2 separate regions of the Mus musculus genome follow, and region 2 is linked to region 1. Evidence: chromatin loops called from intact Hi-C (ENCODE). Cell type or tissue: left cerebral cortex. All regions are shown on one strand. Links, peaks and the distances in the headings refer to the core of each region. The heading gives the core; the rest is flanking DNA. Region 1 holds the start of Xiap (X-linked inhibitor of apoptosis). Region 2 holds the start of Thoc2 (THO complex 2).

Region 1 (7,613 bases), core at 832-5,831:
TTTTCCCCTTTAGTTCTAGATACTGACTTCAGAGCCTAGTGTATACTATGCTGGACTGTGTACACCCCCAAAGCCTTTGAGGCCTTTACCTCCAACCCAAAACATTTACCATTTTAAAAACTGTATAACATGCATGAGGAGTGATAACATGCACAAAAAGCAAACACTTAAGGACCAAACAATGCCACATAATATAAAAGTTGTATTAATTCTGATTCCGCTTGTACAGGTTCCGATGGTGCCCAAGCTAGCTTTGAACTCTTGATCCTCTTCTTACCAAACGCACAGGTTACAAATGTGAACCCTCACTCTGTTTTATTATTTTATGCATCTGGGTCTTTTGCCTGCATGCATATATGTGTATCACATGCAGGCAGTGCTCATGGAAGCCAAAAGCAGCATTAAATCCTCTGGGACTGGAGTTGCAGAAGGCTGTGATAGCGTTTGAATGCTGGGACTAGAACCGGGGTCCTGTGCAAGAGCAGCCAGGCCATGCCAGGCCATATAAACAGTCATCTGTCCAACCCAGCTTTGTTTTTGAGGCAGGATCTCACTACACAGCCCAGGCTGACTTGAATTTGCAATTCTCCTGCACTGACTCCACAGTGTTGTTGGGATTACAGGTGAAAGCCACCACACCTAGCTTTCTTTCCCCTTTCTCTCTCCTATTAGTGTATATTCATTGTACAAAATAGTGGGTTATGTTAGTTTCAAAATTACATCATGTATTTTGATCAAATTTTAACATTTTCTTTGATATGCTCAACAAAACAAACAAACAAGCCCAGAGCCCTATACATGGTAAGCAAGTATTTACTGTACTACATACACCAATACAATCTTTACAGGCATAACCTTTTAAAAATAAGTTTAATCCAAAATGATTCTGTAAGTTAGATTTATCTGTATGTCAAATTTGATATCTGAATTTCATAGTTTCTACACTATTTGATAATCAGGAAGCTTATTCTTTAAAGATAAAGCCAAAGCTTTTTAGCATTTCTCATGAATACAGAACAGTAGGTAAAAGCCAAAAGAGAAACATAAATACAGACCTGTTCTGTGAAGACGAAATAAGCCATACTGGATTTTACAATAAAAATTACTGATAAGTGGATGTTCATAAATACCAATTGCAAATACTTATGTTGATATACATCTATGTGAGCTTTAAAACTTTCTAGAATAAGATCAAACTTGTTTATAATATTCAAACATGTAAGGCACAGGAGAAAAGCAAAGTTTAGTTTTCCATCCGTCTTCTTCAGAAGTAACCAGGGTTACCATTTTTTTTTATCTCTTTCATGGATCCATGTGACCCAATCCAAACAGCTATATAAGCTTATGTTTCTGTGTCTGTAGGTAGAAATCTATCTGACCTAAAATGTTTTCCATTCTTAAGTTATGGGGAAAACAATCCCTGACTCAAGTTTCACATACATGTTTACTACACTGAAAATGACAGAAATGTTAAATAGAATATACTTAGATATTTGCTTAGAGGTTATATTGAAGCAACAGGAGTGGGGTGGCCAGGGAGCTAGAAAATCTGAATTCTAATCTAACTAGCATGGCTAGCATGGTAACCTTACACAAATCATGAAACCCTGAGCCTTAGTTTCTGCTTTGTAAAACAAAAGAGTTGAGCTGAGATCCTTCCCAGCTCAAAAATGCTATAATTCTAAGATGGCCGGCTCTTAACAGTGTTCTCTTGAAACTGGCTACAAAAAAAAAAAAAAAATCCTATTAAGGAGAAAATGAGAAGAATGAAGAAACACTGTAGAACTTTCCAGTCTTTAAAAAAAAAGACATTTCTAGGATTCATTCACTATCAAGGTATAGCTAGGATGTCAGAAGTAGTGCCATAATTGTACTTGAAGGTAAAGTTGTAGATTATTACAAACTGATAGGTTTAGTCTTCCCCAAGGCTTATGTTCTCCTTTTTGGAGATGGAGTGAGCCACTGCTTAGTTTCAGCAATCACCACTCCCTTCCTCCCTCCCGCCCCTGCTTAAAAGAAAAACACCCCACAACTCAAGTAAACTGTGGAGTTCAACGGAGTTAAAGTAATGGAACTGAAAGTCATAAGTGACATTTTTTTCTCTCAGAAATATGCTGGGGAAGTGACCAAGGTGACAAAGAGGCAAAAATTACCAGCTACTTCCTCCTCTGGAAGCTCTTTGGCCCTCATTCTTTAGGGTTCACATGCCCTTGCCAGAAACACACCACCCTGCCCCATACAAGGTATCGAACTGGGGGGGGGGGCAGGGAGGTTGATCAAATCTTTTTTTTTTTTTTAATTATTTTAACTAGATTTACCTTAGGTGTCACGAAGTTTAAGGAGGCTGACCCGAAGGCTTGAAGCCAGCCCCCCTACCCACGGCTTCCAGGGGCAATCCCGGGGAGCCTGGATAGGGAGCCCAGTCCAGCATTCCCCGCGGGCGGGCGGGCGCGGCCTTCCCGCCCAACTAGGCAGAGCTAGCCCAGGCGGAAGGGAGGGGGAAGAAATGGAGGGAAGGAAAAGGAGGGAGGGAGGAGAAGGGGGGGAGAAGGAAGGAGGGGGGAGGAGGAGGAACGCGGGAGGAGGGAGGAGGAGGGAGGGAAGAGCAGAGCAGAGGAGAGGAGAGGGAAGAGAGGGGAGGGGAAGGGAGGGGAGGGGAGCAGAGGGAGAGGAAGGGAGGGCGGGAAACCCACAAGAGCTGTACCCACCGCGCCAAGCACTCCAGTCCTAACTAAGCGCCGCGGGCGACGGGTTCCCGAGGGGAGGGTCCCGGAGGAGGGGCGGCCCGAGCCCGGATCAGGAAAACACAACTCTGCTGGGCGGCGGGCCCCGGCCTAGGAGAAGGAAACGGAAGTCACTATGTCTGTCTCCCTCCCTTCCTTCCTCCCTCGGCCTTCCCAGGCAGGACAGTCCCATCGGATAAAACTCGAAGACCGGAACCAAGTGCATCCACGTCAGGACTTTTAAAAAAAAAAAAAACTCAACCGGTGCAGCCCGCCAGCTTCCCGGGCTCGCCCAGCCACTGGCCTCAGGCCATGTCCTTCCCACCGCCACCCCCATCCCCTCCCCCGGGAGCTCCGCTCCCGCCCGGCAGAGCCCCTCCTTCTTTCCCACTCCGCCATCTTCCAGCCTACCTCTCTGGCCGAGCGGCCCTCGATTAGCGTCGCGCCCGCTCGGGGGACCGCCAAGGTCCCGCCGCCTCCCAGAGCCGGAAGGGGACATCGAGAAAAACCCCAGTCCTCATTATGCAGCCCAACCCCCCCCCCACCCCCCAACCCCCGCCTCCCCAGCTCCAAGCCAGAGCCTGACCCAGCGGCTGCACATGCGCACAGGTCACTTCTCAGTCCCCGCCCCCGACTCAAGCATTTCCTCTTTTAGCATCCAGGACTTTTTCTCTCCCCCCTCCCCACCGCCCCCCAGCTTTTACCTGGACTCTAGGGTGAGGAGTAGGGGAATACAGGTAAGAAGATTAAAGACCAAGGGGAAAAGGGCACAGTACATTGAGCTCTCACAGGATACCAGGGACTCTGCTAGGTATATAACATATTCCTCAATGTTATTTTGAAAACCATGGAAGGCAGAACACCTCTATTAAATTCCACCCTACAGAGGAAACTGAGCCCCGGAGAAAATAATTATCCCAGTATCACCCACCCGACAAAAAAGTAAACTGAGATTAGAGAATCGGTTGTTTCCAAATAGAGGAAGCTAGAAGGAATGACGAGACAGGGAGACAAAAAGAGGGTGAGAGAAATTTGTGAAGAACAAAGAAAAATAATAGAACAAAGATGGAAAAGACACAAGAGAAGATTATACAAAATGGTGATCATGCTATATGCTTGTAGGGTTGTCAGATAAACCTATACTTAGGTTTCAGGAACTTTGACTCTTAATGGCTAGTGTACTAAGATGGATTGGGTATATTTAAAAGGAGAAGACCATGGGCACCATCTGCCTGGTTAAATAATGCTGTCCTTGATGAAAAGGAACTTGGAAGAGAAGACAAAGAAATGTATTTGGTTCTTCAACTTTTGCCAATGTAATATTCCTTCTAATGCAATCTTTTTTAAAAATTATTACATTGTCTTACTGTATGAGGTCAGAGGGCAACTTGAGTCTGTTCTCTCCCAGCATGTGGGTTCTAGGGAAGAACTAATGTCCTCAGATTTGGTGGTGATGCCCTTCCCCACTAAGCCATCTGTGTCCCAGGCCCCCTGGGGTGTACTCTTACAGCTCTGAAAATTGCATCTGACTTATTACAATGAAGGTAATTCCAAGCGAGGGCTGGGAATGAGGCTCAGTAGTAGATCACTTGTCTAGCACATACAAGGTTGAATTCAAACCCCACCACTGCCAACAAAACAACTGCAAGCAAATACTGATCTCACCTGTCCAGCACTCTTAAATAAGCAAACCAACAAAGCTCCATCTTTATCAACAGAAGGGTCAGAAGTTCAAGGCCATCCTCAATAGGAAGTTTGAGGCCAGTCGGAGATGCAAGGGACCCTGTCTGGGAAAAAAAGAAAAGAAAAAAAGTCCCAGGCTACCCTCATTTGTCTTGATATTGTCCACCATCAACTCATTTAGAAGAGGCTGAAGTCGCTTGTACCTGTCTCTGTAGGAGCTGAACAGTATGACTCAACCCTAGGTCTTTCTGACCATTGCCCAGTCTGATTTCTCTGTTCTTAGGCTTGCTCCGCCTCCCCCCCACCCCCATCTAGCTTGCCTGAGGCTGAGTTAAATCTTTCCATTTTGACTTCAGGATAAGAGTTAATCATCTTAGCCTTAATTAAGTTCACTCTCCTCCAACACAGTGCTATGGTGTCTTCTAAGGGAACTATTTACCCTGCCCCAGCTCTTACCAGTTTGCCTGCCCTCTAGTAATTTATTGAAACTAATTTCCTTACCTGAAGATTATATTTTCTCAGTCTCTGTAATCTTTTATTCTTTAAACTTAAGGTGTCATTATAGAATCTTTATTATTGTAGTTTTGGGCTTTTTGTTTTGTTTTAGTTTGTTTTGTTTGTTTGTTTGTTTGTTTTGAATCTGGGTCTCACTAAATAGCCCAGGCTATCTCAGAAGTCATTGTGTAGACCAGGTCAGCCTGAAATCAATGAACGTTATGTAGCAGTCTCTGACTGCTAGGATTGCAAGCTCCAGCTATGTCACCTAGCTTGTACTGTTTGGCTTGGATTTTTTGAATCAAGACCTCATGTATCCTAGGCTGGCTGCAAACTTGCTATGTAGCCTAGGATGACCTTTAATTCCTGTTCGTCTTGCCTGAGAATTGGGATTGTTCCACCACGTTTGGTGAGATAAGGTCTTGATGTGTTATGTGTAGTCTTGTCTGGCTACATATTCCAAGCTGGGCTCAAATTCATGGCAATCCTCTGCCTTAACATGCTGAGTGCTGAGATGAGCTTAATTAAGCCACTACACCCAACCAGCTAACACAGTTTTTTATTGTGAAATATATGTAAATTTACTGTTTTAGACATTTGGTTTTAACCATTGTAAGTGAATGAAGAGGAGGACATGACTACAGTGTGTATGGTTAAGGAGAAGGATTTTAGTGGAGACTTCAACCAGAAGCATCTGGAAAAGTTTAGCCTGAACCAGGCCATGAGAGGAGAGAGGGGGAAGATGGAAAGAGAAAGAGAAGAGGAAAAGAGGGGAGTGGACCAGAGAGGAGTTGAGGATCAAGAACATGCATGATCAAAATAACAGGTTTATATAGGAATGAGAAACGGGGAAGAGAAGGGGAAGGGAAGTCCAGCCTCTGGGCAGGAGAGGTTGAGGGTAGGGGTGGGGTGGGAGGTGCTGGGAGGAGCCACGGGTACTGAGTGAGACTTGTTCCAAGTTTCTTTGGGACCTGAAGTAAGTACATAGTTCACTGGCATTGAGAACACTTTCATTATTGTGTAACCATTATCACTGTCCAGTTCGAGCACTTTTTCATGTAACTTCATCATTAAAGTGAGTACTTTGTTACCGTGAACAGTACCAGTGCGCTGTGTCACACAATATGGCCACTCGGATAAGTATCTGGTCTCTCTTATGTTGTATGCTCATTCATGGGAAGAGCTGGAGCTTTTCTTCTTTTCTCGATTACTAATGTGGGTGTAAGAGACACATTTGTAAGTGCAGTCTTACACATGCATGTGTGGATAGAGGTTAGAGGGCCTATTTCAGTAGTTAGTTTTTGACTTCTCCCATCAGTTCCATGGGTCACACTTAGGTTACCAGGCTTGTAAGATCAATTCTTTTACCTGCTGAACTATCTTGAAAGGGAAAGAGGGAGAGGGAGAGGGAGGGAGAGAGAGAGGGAGAGAGAGAGAGAGAGAGAGAGAGAGAATGAACAGACAGTTGGCATATGTTTGTAGTCTAGTCCTTGGAGGTGGAGGTGAAAGCAGGTAGACCAGAATTTCAAGATCAGCCTTAGCTGCATAGGAAGCCAACCTGGACTACCTATCTCAAACCTTACTCAAAAGAGAAAAAGAGAAAGGAAGGGAAGGAAGGCAAGAGAGCATCCCAGGATCTGAGCAACCCTAATGAGGAGAAAATAAGTCCTAACCCTAAAATAAGTCCTAACTCTTTCTCATCTCTTCTCTCCCTGGACCAGCTAGCGACCACACCTTCCTGACCATGTAAGGCATTTAAAAGAGGATACTTCAGTCAGATAACTACAATCTCTTGAGACGCGGCATGTTGCTCAGTTGGTAATGTGCTTGCCTAGCATGCATAAAAGCCCTGAGTCTGAGCAGGGCGTGGTGGCACACACGCCTTAAATCCCAGCACTTGGAAGGCAGAGGCAGGCGAATTTCTGAGTTTGAGGCCGGCCTGGTCTACAGAGTGAGTTCCAGGACAGCCAGGGCTACACAGAGAAACCCTGTCTCAAAAAAAAAAAAAAAATCAATAAACTAGGCATGGTGGCACACACCTTTCATCCCAGCACTTGGGTGGCAGAGGCAGACGGATGTGAGATTAAGACCAGTCTGGTCTACAAAGGGAATTTTAGGACACCCAGACTACACAGAGAAACCCTGTCTCAAAAACAAACCCATAGAACAAACTAACCTCCCTAAACAAAACCATATAGCCTCTTGAGAACCAAAGCTAGAACTAGCCATATGAACCTCTCTCCGGAATTTGTGTGCAGTTTCTTTTTCGTTCTCCTTTCTTTTGTATGTGGGCCAGACAACTTCAGACTAGGTTTCTTAAGAGCTATGAGTAATTAGATTTTTGTTGATTTGACCCAGCTAGAGTGTCCTGGGAAGATAACCTCAACTGAGAACATGCTTCCATTGTATGGCACGTAGGCAAGTCTGTGTGCTATTTTCTTGATTAATGATTGATGTGGGAGGGTCTAGCCCACTGTGGGTGGTGCCACCCCTAGGCATATGGGCCTGGGTTGTAGGAAAGAAAAACAAATTAAGCAAGCCATGAGAACAGCCCAGTAAGCAACATTCCTCTATGGTCTCTGCTCCAGTTTTTGCCTCCAGGTTCATGCTTTGAGTTCCTGGCCAGACTGTCTTTCCATGAGCAGCTATAAACTGTAAGATGAAAAAAAGCCCCTTTGTCCCCAAGTTGCTTTGTGTCATGGTTGTATGACA
Region 2 (7,613 bases), core at 1,007-6,006, 160 kb after region 1:
TTATTTTAAATGTTTTTTAAATGTCTCCCTTCCATGAAGCCCCCACTCCATCCCCCTCTCCTTTGCTTCTAAAAGGGTGCTCCCCTACCCACCCACTCCCACCTCACCCCTCTAGCATTAATAGATGGAAGTAGAAAATATCATCCTGAGTGAGGTCTTGTTTCTTTTAAAAGATTTCTTTTTTTTTTTAAACATTTCTGTGTGTGTGTGTGTATGGATGCTTCATCCGCATGTATGTCTTATACAATATATGTGCACTGCCATCAGGGGTCAGAAGAGGGTATCAGATCCTTTGGGGTTGGAGTTACACATTGTTTCAAATCACCACTTGGCTGCTGGAATCCAACCTGTGTCCTCTGGAAGAGCAACCAATTCTTGTAACTGCTGAGTCATTGCTCCAGCCAAGTCTTGTTTCTTAAAACAGAATTGTATACATATTTCTGTAATAAGTAAGAACTCAGGAATATTGGAGGGGGGTGTGTTATGCACGTGGAGGTTTAGAAGTGACCCAACCATTGAGCTGTAAGGCCATATTAAAATAGGAGGCTTCACTTGTGTGTGAACCCAGAACATTGGGGGTTTGGGACGGGGTGGGTAGCAAGTGGTGCTGCTGCTACCACTGGGACGATTTGAGTAGAGTTATTTGGATTCAGTAACATGATACAATATTATTATTTAATTACAGATACCCCAATGAAGTCAATTGTGCCAGTAATGCCCTTTATAGCAAAAGAAAAATATGATTTTTGGAGGGGAGAAAATCCCTTGTATTTCTTGTTTCCATTAATCTTTTTAAAAAAGTCTGTATGTAATCATTTGGCAGGCTTGGAGCTTGCTATGTAGATAATACTGGCCTGTGACTCACAGAGATCCTTCTGCCTCTGCCTCCAGTCTTCAAAAATCTGGAAGAATTACTATCTTCTAAGAGCTTGGCAACTTTGAAAAGTACAGGGTAGTAATTTTGTAGATTCTCTCTCAATAATGGTTATGACTGCTGCCCTACAATATTGAATTAATATATAAAATTTGGGTATTAACAATTTTTAAAATTTGAGTAGTGTTTCTTCTAGCACTTCACAGGCATTTCACGGGCAGTCCCATGGTGTCCGTCTTTTCACTTGCTTGTCTACCTTGCATTAATTACATTCAGGCCAATGGGAAGTTGCTATGTTCCTGCCTCAGGTTCCCAAGTGTTGGAATTATATCTGTGGAACCCTGTGCCTGGTTCACTTGCTCTGTTTCTGAGATAATTTAGCTTTTTCCCCCCAGTAGTGAAGTACCAAAGCAGAGCCTGGTTCAAGGTAAGCAAGTGCTCTAGACCACAGCTACAGGGTTTTTTTTTTTTTTTTTTTTGTTTTTTTGTTTTTTTGTTTTTGGTTTTGGTTTTTCGAGACAGGGTTTCTCTGTGTAGCCCTGGCTGTCCTGGAACTCAAGCTGTAGACCAAGCTGGCCCGGAACTCAGAAATCTGCCTGCCTCTGCCTCCCCAGTGCTGGGATTAAAGGCGTGAGCCACCACTGAAGGTATAGCTCTAACCCTGGTGGAATTTATTTTCACCAACACAGGGAGATATCTTCCATATTTTCCTACAGTAACGTTTTCTCTTTGTAATAAGAAATATTTTTTGTAGAGAGATTATAACACCTTAAACATCGTTTCTCGGCATAGTAATACTCCCTAGTTTGACAGCTCAAGTAAGGAGTTAGGATTTGGCGGAGCATGCGGTTCCCAGCTTTTGTCCATTATGTGTGCCCTGTCCGTATTAATTTTCTATTTAGTCGTTAGTTGAGATATTTCTTATCTCATGTTCCTTTTTTTCCAGAAGCTCATGTCATGGCTTACAGTTCCAGCATCCACCAATGCCTAACAGACCGAGTGATTGAAAAATTACGAGTTTGAATTAGTGGCTTGGGGTAGAGATTACGGGAGATCATAAAGGCCACAGCGGCCTGGCGTTTTTGTTTTTTGTTTAATGTGTATATGTTCTAAAGGGAAGTAGGGGTGAGAGCTGTGGCACCCGCCACCTCTTTGTCGGCCTGGCCCAGGACTTCCGTTTGGTGGGGAAGTAGGTGGGGCGGGAAATCTAAACCCGAGTTCGCAGCTTCCGTCACTCCCCGTGGGCGGCGCTCCCCTTTGACCCCGCGCTCGGGAGCTACACATCCGGGCCACTGTTACTAGCGAGGGGAAGATGGCGGCCGCGGCTGTGGTGGTTCCCGCAGAGTGGATAAAGAACTGGGAGAAATCAGGGAGAGGCGAATTGTGAGTGTTTCTGACCGAGGGAAGGCGCCGGGCCGCCCTGAGGTCGGGGCGCTGGGCGCAGTCGGAAGTGGGGTACAGGGGCCGGGGGGCAGCGGCGCCCCCTCCCCCACCCGCACCCGGGCGGCGGATGAGGATGGTTGGTTGGTCCGGAGTTTCCACTTGGCTGAGGAGCGGAGCCGGGAGCCGCCACTATCGCCGCCGCCGCCGCTGAGCGTCTTGCCTTCCCTCCGACCTCCCCGAAAGCCCCGTGGTCCCCGGGAGCCCCGCTTCCTTTAGGTCTCTCCGCAGAACTTCCGTCTCGTCCCCTCAGGTCCCCCTGGGCTCCTGCCCTGTCGCTTTTTTGTCTGTCTGGCTCATCGTCTTAACTCAGCTCGCTGGGCTCGGCTCCTTTTCTCTCCGTGGCTTCGCAGCCGGAGCTGTGTGGGTCCGCCACTTGCCATGTCTCTCACTGTCCCGTTTTATCTTCTTATTTTTATTTGTCCCCCCCCCCCCCGGGATCTAAGACGACTCCCGCACTTTGGTTCCCGGCCTCTCCTGTGCCCGAAGTCTTAGGAGGGCGAACTGTCCCGAACTCTCTGCTCCTCGCCGCTGGTGGCAGAGGAGCCCGGGGCGTCGGGGACAGCCAGGCATGGCACCTCTGCTTTCTCAGGGAGCGGCAGCTTGCGCTGCCCTGGCCCTGCGGTACTCGGGAAAGTGTGGCAGGGATTGCCGCTTCTTTTTGCCAAGTCCCTGCCGGCGTGTCACCTCGCCGTGGTTTCGGGATGGGATTCAACTTTTCCTGGTAGAAGGTTTAGGGAACTCCATTTTGGCCTGGGACTGCAGCGAGTGCTCGCCCTCCTCGAGGCTTTTCTAGTACTTTAGGATGATCTCTGTGTCCTTTAAGTCATAAACTTACTTTGTACCGTCACCGGTAATTTCCTACAGTAGCGGCTTTCGCGCCTCCCAGTAGCCACCCCACCCCCGACTCCCCGTTTAAGTTGACAGAATTAATCACTGATTAAAAAAAAAAAAGTTGTAATTTCTTCTTCTGAGTCGCTCTGGAAGCTTAGCAGTCAATCCTATGTGAGATTAACTCTCTTTAGCTGCTTGAGTTGTCTCCCTCCACACTCCCACACTCATCCAGTATCAGGTTCCCAGTTGCTCACGGGAAGATAGGAATCTTTAAAACTTTGTTACTTCAAAGAAACCCGGTACACCAAGCTCTTGTGACTTGACTTACTCCCACATCCCTTTGCTGTTCTGTGAAACGTTAACAGCGTGAGTCCTAGAATTGGATTGTCTGAGTAAGTGGCTAGCTTAGCCCACTTAACCAGCTGAGTGACCTTGGATAAATTCGTAACCATTTGGGGCCGTTTCCCCTTGAGTAAATTGGGAATAAGAAGCGTTCTACTCGAAGGATTGTTGAGAAGAGTTAATGTCTATAAAGCACTTGGGTTATAGTAAGTGCGCAAGTGATAGCTATTAAAAGTAATATTATTCCAGCTTTTAGAAATTTAAAGTTCTCGGGACAGCTCTTTGCTTGGCGATTAGTTGGCCTCTGACATCCTGCATATTTACTTTTGTATGCTAATGAGTTGAGAGGCCCTTGGAGAACGGGGATGTCATCTCATTTTTTTTTTTTTTTTTGGTAGGACATGTCCTCCAGTATATACTTAGAGTTCCTTCGAGTTTTGTTAACTCAGAGGTCTGTCTCACATCTAAAAGAAGCATTCATGTTTACTTTTTATGTGCTGTTTAACCAGCTACCTGTTTGTCGAGTGCTGAGAAGGCAGGATGGGAAGCAGCTCGAGGGAACAGGGCCAGATTGGAGGGAGAGCCTCCGCAGACAGTTCAGTCCGTCCTTATTTAGCATCTAAAGCGGATTCATTTGTGAACTGTCGTGTTTGTGGGTTTCTCAGCTTCCTTCTTCTGGATGGATTTCACTGTGTGTATGGAGGGTAGCATGTGCTCCATCAGTGAGCTACATCCACAGGCCTAGCTGCTTTTGTTTTTGTTTTGTTTTGTTTTTTTTTAACAGTTTAATGTTTTTACTTCCACTTTAGAATAGGAGGAGGAGCCCTGCCTAACTTCTGACTGGCAATAGGTGGAGAAAAACTAAGTGGTGTATGAAGCCAAGAATATAAAGTGGGATTTTGAGTTTATATGTGTTTACATGATCCATGCTACCTAGTGTTAAAAGAGCTACTTAAAAACTGTACTTAGGATTTTCATGTATTTATTGTATAGCTTGTGGACTGTGGGTTTGAAGTACAGTAGATTCAAATTAGTGTGACAGTTTAATGATTATATAAATATAATTTCTGTAAGAGAACTTATCTTAAAAAAAAAAAGCCAGGAGGCAGAGGCAGGGGGATTTCTGAGTTCGAGGCCAGCCTGGTCTACAAAGTGAGTTCCAGGACAGCCAGGGCTATACAGAGAAACCCTGTCTTGAAAAACCAAAAAAAAAAAAAAAAAAAAAAAAAAAGAGAGAGAGAGAGAGAGAGAGAGAGAACGTATCTTTTTTTTGAGACAATTACCTTGTAGCTCATACTGAGAGAGAGAGAGAGAGAGAGAGAGAGAGAGAGAACGTATCTTTTTTTTGAGACAATTACCTTGTAGCTCATACTGACCTTGAATTTATTATCATCTTACGCATGTCCCACTACATTAGCTGAGAATTTAAAGTTGGATGGCACAGCTTGATGTGGTGTCTCACACTTGTAATCCTAGCACTTGGGAGGATAAGGAAGGAGTCCCGGGAGTTTGAGGTCAGCAGAGGCTACACAGTTAACTTTGTTGGAAACAAAACAATAAAAGGCAAAAGAAACAAGGCTTGAGAGCTGTCTGGGGTAAGGAGTTAGGAACCTTTACTTACTTCAGTTCTTAGGACCCACATCTGATGGCTTATGGTCTCCTGTAACTCTAGTTCCAAGGGATAAAACCTCTGGTCTCACAGGCACCTGTACACACACACACACACACACACACACACACACACACACACACCAAACACATACATACACACAGCTATACAACTAAAACATATCTAAATAACCAAAAAACTGAAGCTGTTTAATCTAACGAAATATTCTAAGGTTTGCCTTACTGGTGAATGAATCTAGAGGCTTTGTACATATTAAGCAACTACTACTACGAAACTATATCTTCAGCCCTTTACAAAATTATTATATTAGCATACAGAGTAATACATTTTATTATGGCATTTTCATACATGTGTCATAGTTTTAGTTTGCTGGTTTCCTCCCTACTGCTTTCCTCTGCCCACTTCTTGCTGGCCCTTTTTTCCTAACTAGACCTGCCATTTTCTTTTCGTCTTTTCTCTTTTTTTGTCTTCTCTTCTTCTTGTCTTGTCTCTTCTTTGACTCTGTAGCCATGGCTGGCCTGGGACTCACTTTGTAGAGCAGACTGGAAAATGCTGGGATTAAAGGCATACATACATACATACACCACCATGGCTGACCTTCATTACCTACTCTTTGTTAATTAATTAATTTATTTGGTTTTTCGAGACAGGAATTTTCTGTGTAGCCCTGGCTGCCCTGGAACTCACTCTAGACCAGGTTGGCCTCAAACTCAGAAATCCGCCTGCCTCTGCCTCCCAAGTGCTGGGATTAAAGGCGTGTGCCACCATTGCCACCTATTTTTAATCTACTCTTTTCTTTCACTTGAATTCTCTCCTCCTCTCTCATTGTACCTTTCTATTTTCATGACTTACACATACGTATATGTACACTTAGAAATGTGGTTTTTGGCATGCTTAAAATAATAATTTCCTGTTGTATCTGTAAATATATTGATTTTATTTTCCTTTATGCCTGGTCCATTTTGCTGTCACCTTCTTTTCTTCCTTGTCTTCTTCTTCCTCCTCCTCCTCTTCCTTCCCCTCCTTCCCCTCTTCTTTTATTCTTTTGGGTTTTCAAGTCAGGGTTGTCTCTGTGTAGCTCTAGCTGTCCTGGTCTGCCTCCCAAGTGCTGGGATTAAAGGTATGTCCCCACCACAGGCAGGCTTCCTTTTTTAAAGACGGTGTCTCTTGTATCCTAAGCTGGCTTTGAACTGTTGTATAACTGAGAATGACCTTAAATTTGTGATCTTCCCTCTATTTCCCAAGTGCTGGAAAGTTCTAGGAAGGCGAACCACACCCGGTTTATTCACTCCCGGGGATTGAACCCAGGGCATAAGATATGCTAAGGCAAGCACTGTACCAACTTTTTATTCAGTCCGGGGGATTGAACCCAGGGCATAAGATATGCTAAGGCAAGCACTGTTCCAACAGAATTACATCCTCAGACCTTTAATTTTCTGTTTTGAGATAGGGTCTTGTTCAGTTGTCTAGGCCAGCATTGAACATGAAACCATCCCATCCCCATTCCATTCTCTCAAGTTGCTGGGATTGCAGGACTGCACTGTCAGGTCCTGTCATAATGAACTATTTTAAACAATCACTATTTAGATATTGTAAACACATCATCATCCTCTACTCTGTTTTTATTCATTTGTCTTCTTTTCCTTATGTACAAACTTTGTTTAATAGAGCTTAATTTTAGAGGTTTTAAAAATCATGTTACATACATTAGCATTTTCATCTTGTTAAAACAAATAATATTGTTATTTGGAAAAAATGTCTTGAATATGAACTAGCAACTGGAAATGCTAAAATGAGGGGTAGAGTGAATACATTTGGTTTTTCGAGTATGCCATATGTAAAGTTATTTCTTAGGATTTTTTCCTTTTCATTTAATAATTTTAAATGTTTTTGGTTTTTAGAGATAAGGTCTTATGTAGCCCACCCAGGCTGATCTGGAACTTGCTCTGTACTCCAGGGTGACCTTGAATTCATTATCTTCCTGCTTTAGCCTCCTCACTATTGGGATCTCAGTGGCTAGCTGATTATTTCTTTATAAAACAGCAACAAGTGCTTTCCAGCCCTGAATTTTTTTAAGTATGTGTTGTGTTCCATGAGATTCCCAAGTTTGTATTGTTTGTAGCATCGTAGCAGTATATAGCTATTGTGAGAGTTACAGGGTCTGTAGTGATAGAGAAGCAACATGATGGTGAGAATAAGCTCAGTGATAAAGCAGTTTGCATAGTGTAGCTGGTCTTTGCTATTTTCTGGCTTCTTCTTTTTCTTACCCTTTAACCCCATGGTTTCACCCCCTAACACTAGTTAGTCGAGAATCAAGGAGAGATGGGAAGGGAAAGAGAAGGAGGAAGAGGAGGTGGAAGAGGAGATGGAAGAGGAGGTGGAAGAGGAGGAGGAGGAGGAGAAAGAGATCCCTGAATCCAGTTTCTTTCCGTTGTTTCTTTGACCAAACCCCATCGAACTTCTGGGTGGGGGTGTCCCTTGAATTTATGTACC

Evidence for each region. A loop is a pair of places that touch in the nucleus more often than their neighbours do. Peaks named below come from ENCODE experiments on the same cell type or tissue, not always from the same donor. Only the 100,000 strongest peaks of a DNase experiment are listed, where the experiment ranks them.
Region 2: a loop joins it to region 1, with 6 times the contacts of the local background. A loop is called at or near these places in 2 of 42 quality-filtered maps.

What each region holds. Positions count from the first base shown.
Region 1 is chrX:42,063,578-42,071,190 of GRCm38, reverse strand. It overlaps Xiap (X-linked inhibitor of apoptosis), which reads right to left and starts at 3,355. Exons shown (of 8, transcript NM_009688.3): 1 at 3,135-3,355; 2 at 2,709-2,834. In left cerebral cortex, for the core only: a CTCF peak has its summit at 2,876; DNase peaks (open chromatin) are centred at 2,038, 2,478, 2,852 and 3,295; H3K4me3 peaks cover 2,057 bases; H3K27ac peaks cover 1,637 bases.
Region 2 is chrX:41,906,445-41,914,057 of GRCm38, reverse strand. Thoc2 (THO complex 2) reads left to right here and starts at 2,157. Exons shown (of 39, transcript NM_001033422.1): 1 at 2,157-2,257. The coding sequence starts at 2,187. In left cerebral cortex, for the core only: no CTCF peak of the experiment used is centred there; DNase peaks (open chromatin) are centred at 2,118, 2,867, 3,431 and 4,080; H3K4me3 peaks cover 2,157 bases; H3K27ac peaks cover 917 bases.